3 separate regions of the Mus musculus genome follow, and all the other regions are linked to region 1. The links are chromatin loops, found by intact Hi-C in ENCODE. Cell type or tissue: left cerebral cortex. All regions are shown on one strand.

The links. A loop is a pair of places that touch in the nucleus more often than their neighbours do. Peaks named below come from ENCODE experiments on the same cell type or tissue, not always from the same donor. Only the 100,000 strongest peaks of a DNase experiment are listed, where the experiment ranks them.
Region 2: a loop joins it to region 1, with 3 times the contacts of the local background. A loop is called at or near these places in 5 of 42 quality-filtered maps.
Region 3: a loop joins it to region 1, with 3 times the contacts of the local background. A loop is called at or near these places in 6 of 42 quality-filtered maps.

The regions. Positions count from the first base shown.
Region 1 is chr3:146,910,956-146,918,955 of GRCm38, reverse strand. It overlaps Ttll7 (tubulin tyrosine ligase-like family, member 7), which reads right to left. Exons shown (of 21, transcript NM_001357217.1): 9 at 5,568-5,726; 10 at 3,167-3,261. Among named protein-coding and RNA genes, the nearest start is that of Ttll7, 63 kb to the right of the region's middle. In left cerebral cortex, a CTCF peak has its summit at 3,935 (motif pointing right); DNase peaks (open chromatin) are centred at 402, 892 and 3,937.
Region 2 is chr3:146,847,386-146,855,385 of GRCm38, reverse strand. Ttll7 (tubulin tyrosine ligase-like family, member 7) reads right to left here and starts at 3,019. Exons shown (of 21, transcript NM_001357217.1): 1 at 2,797-3,019. In left cerebral cortex, no CTCF peak of the experiment used is centred here; DNase peaks (open chromatin) are centred at 2,685, 3,091, 4,190, 5,755 and 4 more places; H3K4me3 peaks cover 3,440 bases; H3K27ac peaks cover 3,125 bases.
Region 3 is chr3:146,807,220-146,815,219 of GRCm38, reverse strand. Prkacb (protein kinase, cAMP dependent, catalytic, beta) reads left to right here and starts at 2,274. Exons shown (of 10, transcript NM_011100.4): 1 at 2,274-2,582. The coding sequence starts at 2,537. LOC115486180 (a long non-coding RNA gene) reads left to right here and starts at 2,590. Exons shown (of 2, transcript XR_003954577.1): 1 at 2,590-3,019. In left cerebral cortex, no CTCF peak of the experiment used is centred here; DNase peaks (open chromatin) are centred at 2,140 and 3,223; H3K4me3 peaks cover 2,345 bases; H3K27ac peaks cover 1,618 bases.

The DNA.
Region 1 (8,000 bases):
GAGAGGCCCATTGGACAGGTAAACTTTGTATGCCCCAGTACAGGGGAACGCCAGGGCCAAAAAGGGGGAGTGGGTGGGTAGGGGAGTGGGGGTGGGTGGGTATGGGGGACTTTTGGTATAGCATTGGAAATGTAAATGAGCTAAATACCTAATAAAAATGGAAAAAAAAAAACGCAGCAATCACCGTCAGCAGCATTCACCGTTGGTGGACAATGATAAATGCAGGATCTGAGCTCCAGACGGGACCCGAGCCAACAGAACCCATCTCGATCTGTTTGTCACTTCATACGTACCCGGTTTGTGGACTCATTCATTCACAAGAATGAGTGAAACTGACACAATGGAAAGAGACATGAGACACAGCAGGGGGTGGGAAGCAGTGAACAGGAGGTGAGAGGGCGGAATGTGCAAAGCCAAACTCAGTGAGCCTGGCCAAGTGCCAGAGAGGCACAGGGAATCAACACTGGAACAGCAGACAAATGCCAGAGAGGCATGGAGGACCGACTCGGGAGCAGCATAGTATTAAACGCTCAGACCTATAGCCCATGAACTAGTCCTAAGTGAAAAGACGAGCATTTCATTTAACCTAATCTAATTCACAAATATTTCAGACCTGGGGGGCTCGTGAGACTGTGGTTGTCCTCTCTGGACTCAGTCTTTACGACTGTGGTAGAAGACTCCCAGGGGATGAAAACCTTTGTGCGAGAACTTGAGCATAGCACAGCTCAGTCTTCTCTGATTGCAGGAGGAAGGAGTTTCTCATTGGTTCTCATTGGTTCCACACATGGGGCCTGAGCAGGGCTCACGTAACACCTGTTCTCTCTGAAGATCACAAGCCTCGTGCTTCAAAATAGTGTGTGAGTTCCCACGCCCTCTGCCTGAGCTTCTACTTCGACAGCCTGAGCTACGGGCTCTTCTGAATTTCCTTAAGATAAAAACACACAGGCTGAAGAGTGGACTTGGAGATAGAGATGGAGGCGTGTCATAGGGAGACGACTGTAGCAAGATCTGAGAAAGCTCTAACTGTGAGGAGAATGCATCAAATTAGAAGTTAACCAGGCCCAGGAGAGACAGCACAGAGCAGAGCAGAGAGGAAGAAACGATGTGACAAGCCTTGCACAATGCAGACTCTGAAAGGGAGGGGAGGATTAACTCAAGTCAAAATAAAGATTGTTATTTATAGTGGAGGATGCTCTGTGTTCCAAACAGCAAGGAAAAGCATCCGCCTCGAGTAGGGAGCGGACAAACCATGAGCAAGAATGGGCAGGAGATGTGGAGAAAATAATGAGAAAACCTTCAGCCTAGCACGGCTTGGAGAACATAGGGAAGGATTAAGATACAGGAGCTATATATAAAGTTTCGTCACAGAAGCTTAGCCCTGGTATTTAACAATACCCCATTTGGGGTTCCTAAGAAGAAAGACAAATTACTTAAGGAGAGAAAAGCTCCCTCTGGCAGTTAGGTGGGAAAACGGAGCACTCTGGAGTCATACAGCAGCTCTGCCTGGGTGAGAATGAAGTCTGTAACACTGAGTACAAGGCAAGAAGTCCCCATGGTTCCTGATTTAAGTCACTATGATGTGCTCAGCACAAAACCAGCTCAGAAACACACGTGCCGTGTGCCGTGGTGCCCTCCACGGAAGAGGGAAGCCAGGTGTGCAGCACGCGAGTGCTCTAAGTATTAAAACCTGTGTTGCGTCCTGTGGAGAACAAGAAGGTATGCATGGAAGAACCTCCATGCTCATAGCGTTAGCAATGTCTTGCCCCTTAAATGATCTGACCTCTGAAATGACCGAGAATATCCACAGATAACTTCTGAGTCAGTATCATCCTTTGTAAAGCTAAAGATGCACCAGGGACACCCGTGGGTTGAACATGTGGCGCTGTTACATTTGAAAATTTCACGTAGAAAGCATCGCTGACATAATCTAAAGTCACGGACAGGGTACAATGCAGGTACGTGCACCTTCTGCCCCGCAACAGAAGCCAGGTGCCAGACGTCATGTCATTTTCTCGTCTTGCTTTCCCAGATAAAACTAGGTCTCAATAGCAACTGCTAACTGCTAGCAAATACTTTAAATAAAAGGATTCCTTAATGTATTCCATAACCTTTCAAGACATCATTGATTTAAAAAAAAAAAAAAAGGCGTAAAATCACTGGTCCATCTTCAGGGCCCTGTAGTCTCGGGTGCCATGAGCTGTGTTTCCCAAGGCAACAGTCGGGCACACAGCACAGAGCAGCTAGGTTAGATAGCTTCCTCTCTCTCTCTTTTCATTTTCCCTTGAGGACACAGGTTTGCTGTGTGTATCCAAAGCTGGCTTCAAACCCGCAATCCTCCTGCCTCCTCTAGTCAATCCCTATCAGAATGGGTCAAAGCCGTTCCTGTGTGATAGCATAACAAATACCGGGCTCCATGGCCCTGCGCCCTCCAGGCGGCTCGCCCCTGCCCCGGCATGTCTCCCCTCAGATCTTTCTTCCTACTGTCTGCCAGCTCATCTCAGAAGCAATGACATCTTTTCTCTTTTTATGGAAGCCAGACAGAGAGGAAAGACCCATGAAGGCAGAAATCCGTTATAAGGTTTCCCAAGTGGCTCTGGTGTGTAACTTTTCTCCAAGGAGAAGGAAGGTAAGTCAGAGGGTCTCCTACCACACCAACACCACGCCAACCTTGTACTTGATGGTAAAGACTGTGATTTAATGCAGTTACCACAGGTGCATAGGGCTGTGTGGGGCAGCAAACGCAGTGGACACAGGGAGATGAAAAGGTGTCTTAAAACACCGTAGGTTTGCAGGATAGCATGAAGAAAGCCGAAATGAAAAATACAAAATATAAGAGATTCACAGTGCAAAGTCAGTTTCTCACATGAGTGACTTATCTGTACCAAAGGTGGTGAGCCCCAGCCAGTGGGGCAAAGACTCACCTGATGTGTGTGGGACCCAGTGAATGTGGAGAAAGCTCACCTTGTACTTGAGGGACCCCAGAGAGTCGGATAATGCTCACCCAATGTTTGGGGGAACCACAGCAAGCAAGGAAGAGGGTCATCTGGTGTTTGAGGGAGTTCCACAAGTGGGGGAAAGGCTCACCCAATGTTTGGGGTACCCTAGCAAGCAGGAGAAAGCTTCACCTAATGTTTGGATGACCCCGGCGAGTGGGAAGATGTCTCACCTGATGTTCAGCAGCTTCAGCGCGTTTAGCAGAACCCCCCTTTTAACATCATAATCGATTTTCTGATCAGTTCCAAAGCTTGGGGCTCGATTAATCTGAAAATTACAGAGAAAACAATAAGCTCGGTTGAACGTTGGAGATCAACACCTAATCCAGTTGTGTTTCATAAATGTATGTGGGATTTCCAGTCATGAATCTCTGAGCTCTCTATGGAAGATGCTCTGGACCTCACCGCCATACCTGTCTTTCCATTACCCTAGGGAAAAGAACTATAGAAAACCATAAGCAAACATCTACTTTTCCACCCACAGGCTTAGTGTTAATTGCCAGCATTAAGCTGACCACTCTCTTCAACCACTGACTCTTCCCATCAAGTCTTAGGAAAGTTAAATGCAACTTACCTTGTAAGTTGGGAAGACCCATAATAGAGAGATTACCAACATAGTAATAGCAACACATGTGTGTATGCTTAGGATGCAGGAACCACCAGCTCCCTCGGTTCACCACCCAAGATCTTCCTGATGAATTCTATTGCTTCCTAAAATATAAATTTAGTTTCTCTCTACCTAACTCAATAGTGAAGCACTACCCTTCTGCAAGGATCGGGTCAATCCCTAGGAAAACATTCCTAAAAACACACTGGACACAATTTTCCATCCTGAAAATGTTCTCAGTGCTTGGAAATGTCTTAAGTTTGCCGATCATTGCCCAGATTCTACGCAGCTAGAAGTTCTCCTCCTCAGACACGCCCTCCACTTTACTCCACACGGTGGCGCCAGAAGGTCTTGAACGCTGCGGGTGAGACCCACAGCGTTGTCAATTGGCAGCAAGCTCTCAAACTGCACACTTAAGAATCTAAACGTGCGCTATACTCACAGACAGCAATGCTACGGGGTTTTTGTTATTAACTATTCTGAGCTGAGTAAGGTATAAACAATGAAGGATAAGGAGTAAAAATATGTTTATGAGGAGGTTTAAAAAGTCTGTAGAGTCCAGCTGTTCAGTAAGCTGTAACCTAGCTAACTCAAAGCTCCTATGGGCAAAGGCTTTTTACCAAGGTTATGTCACATTTTATAAAGTTCTTATTCCAGAAATCCTTTCATTTCCTCCTTTGTGAAGCATAAGAGTGCCTTCGTTCTTCTAGCCATCAAGGATAAATGACCAGGACAGGCGCAGAGGAAAAGTCGGCAATAGTCAGGGAATGAGTCCCAGGGTCAACGTGTTCAATCTTGGGAACAAAAATCCAGCCCTTCCTAAGACACAGTCAAGGACTCTTCCATTCAGGAATGGCAGATACAGAGGAGCCGAAATGACTCAGACAGGTCTCATTATTAGGGTCCAAGCTGGACTAAAATTCCAGCTAGCAGAAAAATGAATGTCCTTGAACATACAACACAGGCTATTTGCCCAGAATATATGAATATACTTCTCTCTGTCTCTCCCTCACTCCAATTCAAAATGTGTACTTTCCTTCAAAATACGGTTTGAATCACAATCTCACATAGCACTCATTCAGGTTGCTTACAAAAACCTGGAGACTATGATGCAATTTCTTACGTCAAACAGCTACCCTAAGAGGGGGACAAACCTCTGGAAGGAAAGGCCATGGTTGATTCTAGCTTCTGTGGCAGTAGGTTCCTTAAAATATAACTCCTTCTGGAAACACAGTTCAAATATGTGCTGCTTCCCTGACAGATGGCTACAAACAGTATGGAGTAGCCCCAAGAAGGCAGGCTCCTTCTGTGAAGCCAGATTGGGGGTCCCAGAGAGAACATCTGGATGGGGGTCAACTGGACAAAGAAAGATCCTAAGGTGCCTCGGGAGTAACACAGATAGATATAAACGTGACTGGGCAGGACATAAACAGAGATTGTTTGTATATTCTGTACATGGTTCCATATGTTAAGTGACATTTTATAATAAAATTAATAATGACAAGAGGGTACAGGCAGCAAACCCAAAGACACTCGGTTTTCAGAAATATCAGATGGCTGTGAGGGAGGATGTATGTCCCCTGCAGTGTTAAGTACTGGGTACTGAAGAGTGAATCAACAGAACCCTCTCTCTCCATGGAGTACTTAAAGACACAGTAAAGATGGGGGCCAGAGGCAGTGCCCACCCAGAGGAGATACAAGATCCACTGTCCAAGCAGCCAATAACTCAGCGTCAACAAGCCCACTCTACGGTAAAGTGGAGATTCGATAGAAAATCCTATCAGCCTTGGGAATGTTCTGGCCCTGGAATTTTCATTCACTCCCTTCCACATACTCCATTCAGGCCTCATTCCAGCCAGCAAGCTGGGGACACCTGTGCCAAGTACACATATGACAGATGGGTTTTAAACACATATAAGGACTGTGACGGCTTGATTTATTTTGACATTTCTTAGAGAACCCCTTACCTCCAGAAGCCATGGCTTGAGCTTTCTATCCAACAAGATGTCGAACCCCAGGACTTCGAAGCAGACACTTTCGCTCCCGGGGGGCTGACCGGGTCTGCACATCCGGTAGGCGTGCAGGACGTGAGGTTCTGCCACAATCAGAGTCTTTACCACCAACTCCTGTTGAGATTGTGATAAAAGGCATCGGCATGCTTTTTTTGGACATAGTTTCATTTTTAAAAATGACCTAGGGAAAACTAGCATCCTTGGTGGCTTCATGGCGCTCTTTGGCACCGCCCCCCCCCCCAATCCTGCTCTGCCCTCATTCCCCAACCCCAGCTCTGCTCTTTGCCCACCTATCTCTCTGCCACACTCTCTGAGTCTCTCTAGTTGGTGGCACTTCTTCCCACTGAGGCTCTGTGCTGTTCCATCTTCCTGGAGCATCTTCCCTTAGATTCCCATGCCATCCCAGACAGGACTTCCACAACCATCTTTGAAGCACAGGCATGCTTGAAATGCATCCTACTAACTACCTAGGGCATGCAACCAATGGATGCTTTTCTATCTGTTTGAACAAGACACTTGTACTTCTTTTTTTTTTTAACCATCCCAGTGTCTATAATAGGACCTGGCATTGGAGATGCTCAAAAGCATTTATAAACAAAGAAGAAGAAAAGGGAGCATAAGCTAGTTCTGTACAAATGGAGAAGAATTACAAGGAAGAAAAATTTGAGGGAGGGTGCAGCATTCCCCAAATAGCCTTTATTCATGGCACTGGCTTGTACTCCATAAAGGTTTCCCTGAGAACAGAATACATCCCAGCTATCAGTTCCCAGAAAGCACACAGCAGCTCACAATCATCTAACTCCAGGTCCAGGGGATCCAATGCTCTCTTTCATCCTCCACAGGCACCAGCCACATACAGTATACATACATACTCTCTCTCTCTCTCTCTCTCTCTCTCTCTCTCACACACACACACACACACACACACACACACACACACACACACACACGTTCAGGCAAAATACTCATACACATAAAATAAAAACAAGTATTTTTTCCAAGAGGAACCACACCATGGACTAGGGAAAGCAAGTGATTTTCCTGGCTTCTGCTTACATTGGCTTCTTAACTCCTTCTGTCTGAGAACGACAGCAAAGACCTTGACTCTCTGGGTCAGACATCACAGTATGCACCTGTAGTGGCTATTCCTGGTTGTCAACTTGACAATATTTGGAATGAACTACAATCCGGAATTGGAAGGCTCACCAGTGACCCTTATCTGGAGGCTTGGAGATCCTTATCTGGATCTTGGTTTGAAGATCTTGAGCCATAGTGGCTATGGATTCCAGAAGATTGAATCTCCGAGTTTAAGGAACACACCTTTAATCTGGGCTACTCCTTTCATCTGGGATTAAAGGTGTGGTGGAACACACCTTTAATCTGGGCTACACCTTCTGCTGGAGACAATATAAGGACATTGGAAGAAGGGAGTCTAGCTCTTGCTCTTGCTCCTTCACCTGCTTGCTGCGTGAGACTGAGTAACTGCTAGATCCTTGGACTTCCATTCACAGCTGCGACTGAATCATTGTTGGGAATTGGGCTGCCGACTGTAAGTCATCAATAAATTCCTTTACTATCTAGAGACTATTCATAAGTTCTGTGACTCTAGAGAACCCTGACTAATACAGCACCTGACTCTTCTGCTTCTGATCTGGGCAGTGCAAGCATGCTGCTTTCAACTCTGTGTCTCATTTTCCCAAATGTAAACCACCAGAGGACTGGGTGAGAGGCCAGACACAAAGACCAGCACAATGCAAAGCAAACCTTCGCTAAGTGTAAGCTCCATCTCGTGGCTCATGTCAACTATCCACCTTTGGGTGGAAGCAGTTTCACAGGAAAGGGGGAGAAGGGCATTAACTTTAGTGTTGTCACCCAGAGACATCAACCAGTTCAATGTTCAGTGTACAATGACTGTATATACACTGAAGTTTAATAGTTGTAATAATGTATTTGAAATATTTTAAAGACATTCTCATCTAACTGATTATTCATAACCACTATATGCATTCTAACTAACAAAATATCCTGATTTGTAGAGATCATGAAATGTGTCAGAGATTATAAGACTTACATTAGTATTTCAGGCTCCAATCTAAAAATTATACCTTGGGATCTAACAGAAGTTAATTTCCATACCCTCACAAGTCTTGCTTGAGCACTTTCATCTATCTCAGTTTGGTGGGGAAAGTATGACTAAAACCAGAATCTAAAGAGAAGACCATGACCACTGTTTCTGACTGGTCCTTCACTCTTACATCCCTCACTAGGGCAGCCAGGTAGGTTATATGTTTTCACAATAACTCTCTCAAAGACCCAAAATCATATGGTAAAGAAGGAAAAAAGAAGAATGCCAGAAGATGAGAGCCTGGAGTATGTTCTGAATTAATG
Region 2 (8,000 bases), 64 kb after region 1:
TTTGGTGAAAACTAGTGTTAAAGAGTAAAAGTTTAAAAAAAATACAGTAACAATTAACTTATCACAGTTAAAACCAAACACAAATAATGTTGTCAATGGTTATCTTTACTTGGTAAGAGTATGCTATCTATTTATATTTTTATACTTTCCATTTTTTAATAATTGTACAATGGGTAAAATTTTTAAAGAGTGACTCTCATTAGAAGGAAAATGTTTTATTTTCACTGAATTTTTTTTTCCTGCATTTAGTTGATAATTCTTTTAGTGTCCAAAAGGATTTCATTTTTCTGCAAGAGTATCGAAGGTTACTAAGGCAAAGGAAATGAGAAACATGAGCAAGAAAAACTCACTCTGATTAAAAATATCTCTACTAGTTCTGTGGCTACCACATCAGAAACAGACCTCATGCCTGACATTCAAAGTGCTTCACAGACTAAAGCCTAGCACATCTCAGCTGACAGCTTCTCTAGCTATGGAAATCAGTCGAAGTTTCAGATCGTCACTTAATTCACTTCTGTGCTGAAGACGTCTCTGGCCATCTGACCAACCACAGCACTTCTGTGGGTCCCCTCTTCTCTTCTGGTATTGCTATAGCACCTAAGGCTACATCACCTGCCAACACTGAGCCCATTCTGTCATTCAGCTCATTATTTCTGAGTATGTCAATACCTCTCAGCTAGACCTGGAGTTTCTAGAAGTCATAAATTTAGATGCTTTTCAGTAGTTACTGGTCAAATACACACAGAGGCAAAGAGGAAGTAGAATTCTACAGCCGGGCTTGCATTATATTCACGCCCTCAGTGGTATTATCTAAATGAAGCCTGCTGTTAAAAACCCTACCTATGACATCACTCGTAGGACATGCATTTTCCATTTTCTGCTTTTGGAGCATTAATAATCAATTTCTGCTTATTCATTCATATCAATTCTGAGGTTCCTCTGGGGATCAAACAGATTGGGTTGCAATATGCCTCACTAAGGTGCAGAATATAAATAACACATACAATGACATTCTAGAAATCACAAGACCACACACAGGGCCCAGCTTCTCTTACAGGTTTTGTCTGAACAGCAAATATAAATCTTTGTCCCCACGTTATGTCCTTACTTAGGCCATGGGCTTTAGTCTATTAATATCCCCTTTAACCAACAAAACAAAAACAAAAACTCTCCAGATCAATTGGTCCAGTGCTTTATAAGTGATGGACTAAATGGCTGTGTTCTTGTGTGCCATCAAACACTCTGCCAGGACTTGGAAATCCATACCATCTGTACATTAGCAATCTGACACCGGCGACATCGGCAAGAGTCACACATCTTAAAGAGATAATCCATAAATCATAAATGAAATCAGGTCAAAGGACCTGCCCGAGGAGAAGGAGAGACCTGGTGTCCACTATTTTTGCAGAAGGAGCATACAAGGTCAGTATGATTGTTGACTCTGGAGGGCAGAGCATCAACTAACAAAAGCACTTCCCACTGTTCATGACTCCATCCTACTGTAACACATACATGTTTTATTTAGTAAGAGAAGCAAGCACTTAAGAGTAAGTGCCTGTTCGGATGCTAGCACTTACCAGATGACCTCAAACCTTCTCTAGAGTTGAGCTCCTTAACGTATAAACTGTCACCTGCTATGCCAAGTCCCAAAGGTGTGACAAGCCACATAGCATCACTTGAGTCTCGGCTTATTTATCACCCTGCTGTGAGTGATTCAGTCTCGCACCCCATAAGCTAGATCACTGTTCTTCCTTTGAATGTTACCCAAAAACTAAATAGCCATTTCCAGATTGCTTACTGTGCTGCTAATTGATTCTCCCGAGGCTCGAGCATCCAGCATCACCCAAAAGCAGGTTAGGCATCTCAGGCCCAGCTCTCCGACAGAGTATTGTCCAAATATACATTTTTTTTTCTAGATGCTAAGGAAATGGACTTTTTCTGCACAGGGTCGCAGGGCAATGTGCAGAAAGTTTACAGGTTGCTGTCACTAGTGTTTGAGACTACTCCTATGAAAATTAATATTATACTTAATATCTAATAGTGCATAAGTGGACCCAACACTGACTGATACAGTAGACGATCCACGGATGTTGGAGAGAGGGAGATCTGGATTCAAATTCTTGTTCTGTGACCTTGAGATTGTAATTTAAGCTCTCTCTTCCTCACTTTCCAGAACTGGTTCTGAGTTGAAGTGATACAATTATACACACACACACACACACACACACACACACACACACACACACACACACGCCCCTAATATATGATATTACTCATGATTCCTATACATCTTTTCTTTTTTGAATCCGTCAAACCAATGCTGAATATAAGACAAATTCTATAAAAAAAATTTTTCAGTTTGGGGGGATGTTTTGATATCAGATAAAGTGGATGTCTAGTGGGATGAGAAGTGGAGAAAGGAGACGTGTGGGAAAAGAGATCTCACTGACACACTTTCAAGAATACACAACATGCTTTGCTCAAGCAGGTTGACACTGGGGCTGGGGACAGAATATCATGACAGCTCAACCCAGCGGGGGACTGGGAGTTCTGCCCACTTCATCCTGCCAGAGAGAGTCTAGAAACTGAAGTGGGACCCCACAAATAATCCCGACCAGTCCCCTCCTCCTTCTGCCCAAACCACTGGGCGCCAATGATGCTGAATCATGAGCCTGGCAGCAGCCGCCCTCCTCAGCCGCTTCCACCCTGGCAAGTCTCCAGGACAGGCACTGGAGGGAATGGGCGCAGCGACCTGGGGTGTGGAGGAGAGGGGCGGGGGCAAGGGCAGGTACTCACAGCTGAGGCACCTCTCTGGCTGGATCCAGTGGCCGGTCTCTTGGTGGCCCACACTCCCCGCCAGCGGCTGGCGGCTCCCCGGTCGGTCCACTCCGCGTGTCGTCTTGGGATCACCTCAGCTCGCCCACCCCCCCGGGGCAGCCGCGGTTCAGAGCTTAGAAGCTCGACCGGACCAGGAGCAGCTGGAGCAGCTGTCGTGCCCAAGGGGGTGGTAGCTACCGATGGGCCAGACCATTTGCCCACTGCGCCCAGGGGTGCGCATCGTGCATGGAGGTACAAGCACCAGGACCTCGAGAGGGCTGGAGACGGGCAGAAGAAACCAAGGAAAAGAAGGGTCCTCTACCCACAACTAGGCCTGAGCGCTAAGGACCTCCTGGACCCATGGCTTCTCATCTAGGTATGCAGAAGAATGAGCTGGGCTTTCCAGGGCACCCCTCACCCCGTCTTATTCTTGGTCCCGCTCAGGGAGCGTTCAGAACGCCTTTAACAGAGGACCTAGCAACGCAAGCTCCAGGGTGCCATCCCCTCCTAAGGGGATGCTAGGGGAGCTGGCCTGACATCTATCTGGGCCACCTCCTTCTTCATCTTGTGACCCAGACCACCAGGTCCCAAGTCCACATGTCAGCTTAACACACAGGAGTGCCTAAGATCTCGCAAAAGGGCTCTTCTGGTCTTTTATTACTATTTAGCTATATTTAGATAATAATAATAGAGTATCAAAAGTCAACCTGAAAGTAAGATCAAGTGAGCGCCCTTGCATCAGGATGTCTGAGGAGCTTAGAGCCCGCTAACAAAATCTCAACACGGAAGTTGGAAAACGTAGATTGAAGGGGTAGACACTTTGGACAGAGCTATGATAAAGTCCAGAAGAAATTCAAGAATAGTTGTGCTTTCTTGTTCATGAGTTCAGTCAGTTTCTGTTCATGATTACTGTCTTGGTAACCCGGAAATAATCGTTATCTCACATGAGATGAACCTCACAGGATAGGGAAAGTTCATAAGCATGAAATTTCTTTGACTTCCACAGTTCGTGCCCAGCCAGACTCACGTACGTTTCCAGAACACAATGGTTAACAACCAACTGTATAGCTCTCCATCTAGAAGAAAATTGGCAGTTACCTATAAAATAAGACTAGGGTGGGGTGTTTTATGTATCCCAAATAAAATGAAATTTCACAACTTAAAGTTACTGTTTCTGGAATAAACTGGCCCCTTGAATAACACCAATTGAGCACTTACATGAACATTACAGTGGAAGTATTTTCAATTCTAGCCTTCACTTGCTACTCTACTCCTATTGAGATCAGTGGGAATGCTGCTGGTTTTCAGATGGGGCTTTAACTGGCGTAGAACAGACGCTGACCATCTGGACTTAACACTGGAGGTGGGGGATGGGGGAAATACACTGTAAACCTTAACATAGCTATCACTGGGACCTGGGTGTGAGTCTGACCCTTGTGAAAACTGGGTTTTATGAAAGAGAAGAGATATTTGGGTATCTAAGATGGATGTCACCCTGGTGTGGAAAAGGAGACCAGAAAGGGGTAAATGGACGTTTCCCAGAAGAGCTGGGACATCAAAGTCAGAAACTCAATGGAGCATTCCGTGAGGGTGAGGATCATGATGCCAGTCTTACACTATCATTACTCTCTGCCTACACCTCACACTACACGTACATGTCAGACCACCATTCTTCCAATCTCAAGCAAGAGGGAGAGTCACTACCAACGTTGAAGCTCAAGACAGCATTTACAGGACTTAGGAACAGACATTGCTTTTCCGTATGGTGTGCTATTGGGATAAGGTAAACTGACGTTGCACGTCATCATAAGCATAGCCAATATCCCTAGAGCCCAGCGTTGCTGGGGAACCCAGAGAGCCAGCTCCCTAGAGAAGCCAACAGCTTCAACACAGGGCACATGGCCTCAGTCTCAGATAGGTACAGCTCTCGCCACACTCAACTGTTCCCCTATTAAAGGTGGCAGCAAAAGATTTCAAGAGATGCCTAAAGATAGAAATAGATATAGAAAGAAGGGATATGGCCTATGGCCACCTAGGGACCTGCTGTGTCTTGTGTCATCTCTAGCCACCTATTTGAAAGTTGATGTTCCTAGCACATATGTCTCTGAATGAAGAAAGGGAATGTTTTATGACAACTTGGGAAGTTGTCAAAGTAGGGTGTCACAGATCCTGCGCCCCTGTTCTTTTTCAATGTCCTGTAAACCTAAAGATACAGTAGGGCCATAAAGGGGAAAAATCATTTTCTAAGATAAATACATGAGGTTTTACATCTATGAACTACTTCTCTAATCCTCATGACAAAAGACAGAAGACTTTCTGTGGTGAACCAAGCTTGACTTACGGGAAGGATAGCTATTGTCCAAGGTTGCTTTAAACTTTACTTACATGTCGGTTAGTGAGGCAAATTCATTTGTATTCACAAACAAGCATGATCTGAGAATCTTTTAAAATGTTGCCTTGAAATGATGCTAAGAAAGGTGAAAACAGCGCTTGATGCCTTTGACAAAATTAAATCGTGGTAAGCTGCTCAATGCGGAAGGCTTATCAGAGCATATTCACTCCGCCTCTGATATATGTCAGATGAGGCCTGCGTTTGCACCATCCCAAATATTCGGTTGAAGATGTGAATCGTGTAGGTTTTCCTGGTCTGCCTTGAGCTAGTACTTAGTAAATGATTAGTATATCTGGGGTAAATATTACAACCCATCCATCATAGAGACAAAGAAACCACTAGTTAAAAATGGCAACCCTAGGCGAGAAGCTGCTTTCCAGCTTGAGCCAAGGCCTGGCATCCCCCTCATTTACCATTGTGGTAATCTGCCACTCGGAAAGCAAGCCGTGAGTTCCACACCAATCTCTTTCATACTTCTGTATTTATTTTTGGTTTCTTGACACAGTCTCGCTATGAATCCCAACAGTCTACCAAGTGTTGGGCATAGAGGTTTACACCAGTGTGTTCAGCCATACTTCGTTTGACATCTATTTGCACCATTCATTTCTGAGAGAGATGAGTCATTTCTCACATGTGAGGATTAGATGCTAACGCTCTCATGGGAAACACTGCTTAGGTTCTCAGAATCTGAAATGGGTGATAGTTGAGCATGCATCTAGCCAGTGACTCCCGAAAGCTTTATGCAGTTTTTCTCAGGAGCTTAGGACGAAATCTGGAATCTGTTTTGTGATGCCCCTTAGTTGATTCAAGGACACACACAGCTTGACCCTGAGCAAAACAAGAATAATAGGGAGCCCCTCTCCCTTCCTCCATCTCCCTCTCTCTCCTCTCTTTCTCCCATCCCCTCTGTCTTCCCCCCATTGTCTGTGTCTCCCTATTCCTCAGCCCGTCTCTCCAGTCTTCCGGACTTAACTCTTTACCCCAACCATTAACTGAGCAGAAAACAAGAAATAGTTATTTAAACTAAATAGAAACGTATCTACTGTGTGTAGAACAGCTTTCTGTGTTCTTTTCAATATTCCTTTATTGCACTTATTTATATATGCATGACCCGGCACCCGTATGGAGGTCGGAGACAAGTTAAAGGAGTGATTTTTCTCCTTCCAGTATGTGGTCCTGGGTATGAGACTTAGGTCAGCAGGCTTCATAGCAAGTGCTTTACCCACTGAGCACCTTTACCCAACCCAGAGAGCACTCTTACGGAAAATAGTGCTTCAAATTGTTTTATATGTGTATAATTTTTGGAGAATTGACGTGTTTATAATACTATCATTTCTCACCTAGAAGGCGATAGGTGTTTGTAGTTTTCATGCTCTGCGCCCTGTACCTTTCTTACTGAACTCACCTCAGAATGTTACATACAACATCTATCTTCTGAATCCAATGTTCTTCCCAAATCACTGAGCTATTTCCTGGATAGGCAAGGGCCAGTGTTCTCTGCAGTTTATCTTGTGTTTATCCAATGCAACCGAAGGTCGTGTTTCATCATGGAAGCCTCAAGAGAATTTTCTAAAAAGTGGGGAGGCCTATATTCAGGAAAGGTAACTTCATCTCTTTTCTGTCATGAATCCCTTTGTCTCATTGGTGGCTAGAGATGCCAGTGTAAGATTACGGAGGTGCTTGTGTGACTGACTCCCCATGATGCCTAAAGACGTAATGTTTTGTACATAAACCATTACTAGTGTGCCTCCCCTAATTGTGCTCATTTGCTTCCTATTTTGCTTAGCATTTCCTTTTCCTCTGCTGACTTGCCCTCTGTTAAATTCCCCTTCACAACCTATTGATAATGGCTGGTAATCTGTATGTAGCCAGACTTCTTGAACTGAGCGGCATTTCCTTCCGTTGTTAAAGCCCGCTTTGGAGTGGACACTCTTCCTCTGTTGTAGCCTTCGGCGTGTTTCTCATGTCTTTGGCATTGATACTAGGAAGAAAGCAGATCTGTCTTTTCAGAGGCTGCTGTTGCTTTTGCGGGTATTGTCATGCTGACTTCACAAAACTATCCAAGGATCACTCCTATTTCTAACACCTATAATAATTTAAATAAGATTGGAAGGATCTCCTTTAATAAGTTTCAAGTTCAACACTGAGTTCATCTGACTGTAGGCTTTTCAACGGCAGAAGTCTCTTCTATTAATCTACTTCAGGGGATTGCTATTGTTTGTATCTTGTTCTTAATTCTTATGTGTCTGTTGTGGTATTATAAATTTTTCATTAAAAAATTATCTCTGCTCTACCATTTCATTTGCACTCCGTTGTTTTAGAAGGATTCAATTTCCCAAGATCTTTGGACTACGATGTCTTTTTTAATATTTTAAATTTTTTACTTCATTGTGTGTTCCTTAATTTCAATTGGAATAGAATGAAACTGTAACCTGTGTTGCAGGTTTAAGAGTTTCTTTTGAGCCAGGCAGTGGTCAATTCCTTTAATCCCAGCATTTGGGAGGCAGAGGCAGGCAGATTTCTGAGTTGGAGGCCAGCCTGGTCTACATAGTGAGTTCCAGAACAGTCAATACTACACAGAGAAGCCCTGTCTCAAAAAAAGGAGTTTCTTTTGATTATGTGCATAATTTTTATAAATACTTTATTGAGATAGGAAATATATTTATCTATATATTTACATGCCCTATTGAAGAAATGAAATGTTCTCTACAAAAATGTTCTGTGATGTGAACATATATCACCCCCTAAATTCATACATCAAAATATAACTGCCAATGTTTTGGTGTAACAG
Region 3 (8,000 bases), 100 kb after region 1:
TCAAGTCTCTGTAGGGTCAGGTGTATCCTCTCCCACTGAGGTCAGACAAGGCATCCTAGTTAGGGAAACAGGATCCACAAACAGGCAATAGATTTAGGGACAGCCCCCTTTCCAGTTGTTGGGGGACCCACATGAAGATTGAGCCCATACTTGGAGCCCAGCTGCTTATCAGAGAGACAGAACACTTCTATCTGTCTTAATTAGGGTTTTATTACTGTGAAGAGACACTATGACCAAGGCAACTTTTATAAAGGACACTTAATTAGGGCTGGCTTACAATCTTAGAGGTTTAGTCCAATATCATCATAGTGGGAAGCATGGTAGCACGCAGGCAGAAAAGGTGACGGAGCTGAGAGCTCTACATCTTGATTCAGAGGCAGCAAGGAGGGACTGTGTCACTGACCTTAGCTTGAGCATAGGAAACCTCAAAGCCCACCCCCACAAGGCCACACTTCCTCCAAGGCTCCACTTCCTAATAGAGCCACTCCCTATGGCCAAGCATTCAAACACACGAGTCTATGGATGTGATGCCTATTCAAACCACCACACTATCCCACTTCAGTTTTTGTGGGGGGTTCTTTGGTTGTATCTAGGAATCCAAAACGCCAGAGCTGATTAGCCAGAGAAACAGGTAAATTATCAATTTTACAAGTACTTGAAGATCTTCACAAATAGTAAAGTCTGAAGAAGTGACTGATACAGTATATATATATCGATGATAGTGCACTAAGTTCCTGGCATAGTCTGAAGAGATATATATGTAGGGGTATGTTTGAGAGTTATGTCACAGTTTATTCCAGTTCGTGGTATCCCCCAATTAATAGTATCTGGTGACTAAGGTTATTTTCTTATCTTGGTATGTAAAGGACATTTTCCCCACACAATATGGCTTGTTGAAATGAAAGAGCACCAATGGTCTATTCTGAAGTTATAACCTTTCAATTGATTTTAAATAGAAATAATAAATATACCATTCTGGCGCTTTTTGAGATGGTATGGCTTTACCTTCTTCATTTCAAGGTCTTCTAATTAGCTTTGGATAAGTCCTTTAATGTCTCTGTGCCTCTGTGGATCTTAAGTAAAACAATGATAGTCTTGCCACATTTGCATAGGGACTTTATGAGGAAACTAATTACTATTTGTACAACACTTAGAACGCAGTATACTTGGTGTACATGCTTGGTAATTTAACATAATTGCCAATAATAGAAGTATGAATCTGTTTAGAATCTTCCACTCACCGCTACTTTTTTTCCCCAATAACAAAACTTTTAAAATGTTCTGGGAAATCTCCTTAGCAGCCAACAACCATCCGTTCATTACGCGCCAACTGTGGTTTGTGCTGCAGACACAAAATAAACTTACATGGTCTCTGCCCTTCCAGAAGTTAATCTTTCTGTTCTAAATTTGGAATGCTTTTTTTTTAGATAGCAAAAGCTCAAAAAAAAAAAAAAAAAAAAAAAAACCAGAACAAAAACTACCAGAGGGCTAGGTGATTAATTTCTAATAACCTCACGGAAAAGCTCAAGTACTCTCAGATGCATGGAAGCGCAACAATCAATTGGGAATGCGTTTATTTTGAAATTTGTGACTGTGTTGATGCACATAACGTACTTGTGTAAAACAGGCAACACATTCCCATATCTCTCCTTAGAAAGCCTGACAGAATTTGTGAGGGCAATCAGGTGAGACCATGAAGAAGGAACTCGGGAAGGGATAAGCTGTCAAGAATGTTGGTGATTGACCTGGTGTGTTGGGAGAATACCTAGAAGAGCGAAGGGAAGAAGTTCCAATGACAGCTGGGAGCTGAGAAAAGACATTCCTGGCCAACGCTGACCTCAGGGTCAGCAGGGTCGGCAGGACGCGGAGGGGCGCACGCACGTCCCTGCAGCCACGCAGGAAGATCAAGCGAGAGCAACCACGGCGTGCGGAACGCGGGCCACACGGATGCGGGAGCAGGCCGAGCCCTGGCACTGTGCCCCCCGCCCGGCTCTGGGGCACCGGATGCCAGGCCGAGGAAGGATCTGGGGTGCTTCCAAACTAACGGTCCCCACGTCCCTCGCTACTTCGAGCTTAGCCTCCGCGGCCAAGCCCAGCATCCACGCAACAAGCAATAAGTTACCGCTACAACCCTGCACAGAGGGGCTCCCGCCCGCCGGGGGGCTTGACCGCGTCACTTCCGGCGCGCCCGCCCGGAAAGAGGCGGAGGTCGCAGTCCGGGTGTGCGGCTCCTGGGGACGCGCCGTGTCGGGGACGCGCGTGGAGGGCGGGCTCGGGAAGGGGGAGTGTCCGCGCGCCGCCGCTGCCGCCGCCGCCACCGCCGCCACCGCCGCCACCGCCACGGTCCCGGTCTCTGCCGGAGAGCTCTCAGCATCTCTCCCGGACACCCAGCCCCTCCGTGCAGCCGGACGCCGCGCTCTAGGGTCTGCGGGAGCCTAGCCAAAGCCTAGCCAAAGTTGCTGCCGACTGCGGGGCGGGCGGCGGGACGGCCCCGGTCCCCTCCCCTCCGTCATCCCTGCTTGCGGACTCCCGGGTCATGGGGAACACTGCGATCGCCAAGAAAGGCAGCGAAGTGGAGAGCGGTGAGTCGAGTCGAAGGCCCTGGCTGGGTTCCCGCCGGATGGGCCGCCGCGCGGTGCAGCGCCCTGGGCCGGTGTCCCCCCCAAGGCCGCGCGCGAGCCACGGGCCGGGCCTTGCAGTGGCCGCGGGGGCCGGCCGCCTCCTCCTCTGTCCCCTCCCCCACGAAGGCTCGGGGGTGAGGGCCAAGCCCCGGGGCTCACTGGAGAGAGGGAAGGCGGGCAGCGAGGTCCCTGTGATCCCCTTTCTTACTAGAGCGAGGAGGGCTGCCACGGTCTGGAACGCGTCCCCAAATATGGTCCTTTTGTGATCGCACCCTTAGCTCTTCTTTCTCCCAGAGCCCCCAACACCCAGACCCTCCTTTAAGGGAGCCACAGGTAGTACGTTTGGGTTGACTTGGCTTTTTCTCCTTCTCCTGGATGTATATCAGTTTTCTCACAAGGTGAGTGTCCGTGAGGGTCTCCAAAGGTGACGTTAACCCTTAGTGTCTAAGGCTCTTTCTTTCACCCAAGAGATTAGAGATGGCAGACATAAATACAAGCAGCAACTTTATCCATTCGAGGAAAAATAAGTGAGACAGCGTTGCGTTTACTCTAGACATCCAGGAATGTTCCAGGATGCCTGTAAAACTTAGAGGCATTTCAGAGTTGAAGTGCTTTCTTCCGAGAGCTGAAAGTTCAGACGTTCAGTACTGTGTACAAAATTTCAAGACAAAAGGGTCGTGGGAATTGAGTTTCTGTGTAGCAACTTGGTTTTATATGTAAGCATACACATATATGCGTGTTGTGTAACAGGCTGTGAGAAAATTGTGTGCCATTATTCGGCTCATATTATAATTTATAATTCACAATAATTAGAGAACGGTCCCTGACTTTTGTTACATTGCCATAGGTTAATGACATCTCAGTCCTTGAAGTAAGTCTGACAATTTGTTCGTGTTACTGTAAGTAACGTCTTCCATTGTGTCTGTGTTTATAACAGAAGAATGAAGCCAATCTTGTAATTAGCTTGAAGCAAACAGCTTTTGATTCTCATGAACAAAGCAGAGTTGAGTTGACAGAAGAGAGTCTAGCTATTGCTTTTGTGGAATGTAAACAACAGTCAGATTTAACGGGTTATGTTTCATCAATAAGGTTCGTTCCAGGGCATGGAACAGCAGGGCAAACTGTTGGTGAGCATGTGACAACTTGAAAAGCCGATGTAGAATTAGGACTTCCTTGTTATCTTAGTAATTGTGCAAATGTAGTAACTAATTGTACAGACTCACAAAAAATGAAGTATGACAAAATACTATATCCATGTAACATTGCTTTTCCCCTATTTCTCTTGTACAATGTATGCTAATTGTGTTATGAAAATATGCTTGATAGTTGGATCAGCCCAGTAATTTTCTTAGCAAGTGCTATCTTGCACAGTTCTTATATTTTTAATGATAGTCCACTCTCCAGCAGTCTATACACTTCCCCTAGACGATATGCATTTAAACTAGCAGCTATGACAAAGTCTTGTGTGAACTTATTTATAGAAACTGAAGAACATTAGAATCATTTGAAAAATATTGTGAAGTGTCGAAAGAAGACAGCAGATGTCCCATGGGATATAGGAGACGGTCATGGCTCAGCTCTCAGGGCTCACAGGGGGAAGTGTCAGCCAGGTGTGCTGGTGCTCTTCTGTAGCAAAGAAGTGGTACAATGTCATAAAACGTAATGACAGAACATGGCTTACCACTCTGTCCCCAACTCTTCTGTGTACTTTTCAGATGAATTATTCCTGAAAATTTGTGGCTCATATTTTAAATGTAATCATTTAAATTTCTCTTGATACACAGAATACACTTTAAGAGATACACTTAAGAGTTTAGTCTACGAAATCATCCTAACTCAAGACCCAACCAAGTGCCAGACCTGAAGAAACAAGAATTGAGATCATGTTATCAACGAGAGAGTAAAGAACAGCTCTGAGGCTCTGACTACCTCTGCATCACTAATTAATCTGTCCTCTCTCAGAGTAGCTACCACCTGCTTGGGTTTCCTCGTAGACCTGTGGACAAGATCCTAAAGTGTCACTTACTGTGTAGCATCAGGTGAAAGGCAGAGTGTCAGTGCTGGAGCTGAGAGTAAATTAGACCACAAGACGTTACCAGCAGCACAGTGTTTGGTTTGAAGAGCTAATTAAAGATAGGAAGGTAAGATTTGCAGTTTGATGAGGAAGTGCCTCCCACAGACAGGGAATTCTAGAGCTTAATTCTAAAAATACTCCCAAGGAATGAAGTTGGGTATAAAGGTAAATGAACAGGCTTTGGGGGGTTGTTTTTGTTTTGTTTGGGGGAGGTTGTTTTGTTTGGGTGTTTTTTTTTTTTTGTTTTGTTGTGTTTTTGTCAGTGTTGTTTTAGTTTGCTTTGGTTTGCTTTGGTTTTGTTTCTTGTTAGCTTTGAGCACCCAGGGCCTTGCTCCTACACCCACAAAATTAAAGGATTCCATTCTGATCATCACAGTTTCTAGACATAAATTACTTTGAATTCCTCAGAGAACTGGGTGTTTCAAAGAACAACTTTCGCCATTATATAAGTCTCCCATGTGTTTTTAAAATTACTCTTGAAATAAATGTCTTCCAAAATTTGAGTATACTTATTTTTCATCATTTAATACACAGAACCTTAAACTTTTAGAAACAGGAGGCTACAAGTCTCAGAGATGTGTTCAATCCTTGTAAGTCAAGAATGTTTTATTTTTGAGTTAAGTATGTTATTCACATAGCCTTATTAATACAAAAAGAAAAACAAGCAAACAAAAAAACTCCATGCTTTTTGTTCTTTTAAAAAATATATTACATCTCCAAGCTGTCTGTGGAGCTATGTATTACAGATGTAACTATGTCCAGGTCAATGGGTGAAAACTGCTGGGCGTTAATTCTCCCATGAGTAGAGTAGGAAAGCCACCCTCTACCCCAGTGGTTATATAATGGTTTTTGGAAATGACCTTGAAGCTTAGACTGGGTGAGGTGGCACACACCTTAAATCCCAACACTGGAGAGGCAGAAGGCTGATCTCTTTGAGTTCAAGGCTAGCCTGCTCTATACAAAGTTGAGGCCAGCAATAGTGGCATTGTGAGATATTGCCTCAAAAGAAAGAGAAAAGGAAAAAGAGACCTTGAGAGTAGGAAGAAACTGATCAAAGAAAGTCATTAGTAGATCAAGTTCAGCAAATGCAAACTTCTTAACGTTTTGGAGAACTAATCTGGCACTTGGCACACATTGCCATACATACATTTCAAACCCTGTGGAATGGCTCTGATGTTACCCCATTTTCAAACTGGATAAAGAAGTGCTGTGTAACTTGTTAAAGGTTGCATAGTAGTTAATCAGGGAGTGACATTTGAACTTGGGCAGGCTAGTCTCAGAGCCTCTGACCGAAGGGTCCTGCTGAGCAGTCTTTTTTGAGTACCCAGCTGAAAGTCAGGTTCAGGACACACAGAATAGCCAATTCATCGTTTAAGTTTATCAGTGATAACACACTGTGTTGCTTCCAATGATGACTCTATTTGGATAGGCTAACTATCTTAAATACGAAAGATTATCATTCCTGTACCATTTTCTGGATTCATATCATCATCTAAAACTGGGAGGAAGGGCTAAATTACTTTCTTTAATTATTTCATTTTCAATTTGGTAAAATGACAAATTAACCATATATAATTAACTTTCTGCTCTTAAAACCTTCATTGCTATATAGTTTATTCCTCATTTCTAACGTGTACCTTCCTGTTAGGTAGCAAGTCAAGAGGCCACTTGAGCTTACATTGCTATTATTAATGAATTTGGAATTTTGCATCGTACCATGATTTTTCAATCGACGATAGATATGGTCTCCACTTCGCTGCTCCGTGAAATGGTTTCTAACTAGATAGAGCTGTTGGGAATTTGGAATACAGCTGCACCACTGAAGAAATGATATTTTACCTTGCATTTGTCTAGATGGTGTTTGGTAGATTGACAGCCTGTTTTTGACAAGAGCTGTCTTTACATATAATAAAAACGCCAACCAACCCTTATTCTATAATTTTGGTAATTTGGTAATAATCATGAGTGTATTTAGATGAACAAAATTCTAGATATATGTTTTCTCAAAATCATCAGCATTTCTTATAAATAACAATTTATAAACATAGTGAACAAATTAAGATGTAGTAATTTGATATACTCACAAAGTTCCCTTTGGTGGAACTTAGTTATGAATATAAGTATATATATTTGATTGAAAATTTTTTAGGATCATTTGTTGACAAATGAATTTAGTTTTCTCTTGCTTCTTATGTCTTTGAACTTTTTATTTATCAGATTGACAAGTTTCTTAAAGGGTAATTAGAAGTAGAGAGTTGTCAGTTAACTGGCAGAGGTACTTGAAAATAGTCTTCTTTGGGTTAAAAGAGAAAAATCAGAATTATGAACTCGGCTTTGACTGATAAGCACATATGATCTCATTATTTCTGATTTTTATTTTTGTGTGGATTACTGTTTAGAATCATCTCCCATTTGGGAGTCATTTGTCCTGTTCCACTCAGGCTCCTCCGCAGGACACAGGCAGATTGCTGCTTCTCACTGCTGGCATCAAGAAAGCGGCTTGGGTAGATCAGTCATGGCTAAGAGGTAGAAACAGCCGGGAACGAGAGGCTGGGTAAGCCAGAATAGCTCAAGATTCTCATGGACAGTTAGAAGTTAACCACAACCAATTGTGATAGACCATCGAATTAACGAAGTAAAGCAATCATTATCATTTCTAAGTTTAAGACTACAGAGTCAGTTCAGTGAATAAACTGCAGACAGCAGGACCTGAGTTCACATCAGAACTCATGGAAAGCCAGACACAGTAGTGCACAGTTGTAATTTCTGTGCCTTTATGGTGAGAGGGAGGCCAGGCTAGGAGGATCCCTGGAAGTTAGCTTGTGTGTACTCTGCCCAAACAACAGAGGCCCTGTGTCAGACAAAGTGGAAGTTGCGGGCTGAGATTTTTCTTTGATCTCTGTTACACTCACATGCATATCGTGCACACTCACTCACTCACTCACTCACTCACTCATGCTCTTCCAAGACTATCTTGTAGTGGTGGCACACACCTGTAATACCAGGAATAGATGGGCTGAAGCAGGAGGATCATGAGTTATCAGCTCCCTCAGTCATATCACAGGAAACCTGGGCGCAGACATAAAATACTTTATAAAGCTTTTTTTCCTTGTTCTTCCATCCATTTACTCATTCATTTATTCAGTACACAGAAGTAAGCCTACGTGTTAGAGTATATGTGATGATGTAAAAATAAAGATGGGTTATATCCAATTCTAAAACAGCAACAACAAAAGTATTTCATGAAAGGTTAGCAGGGCAGCCAAGAGAAGGAATGGTCTTTTCCATTAAGACAGGGTCCAATA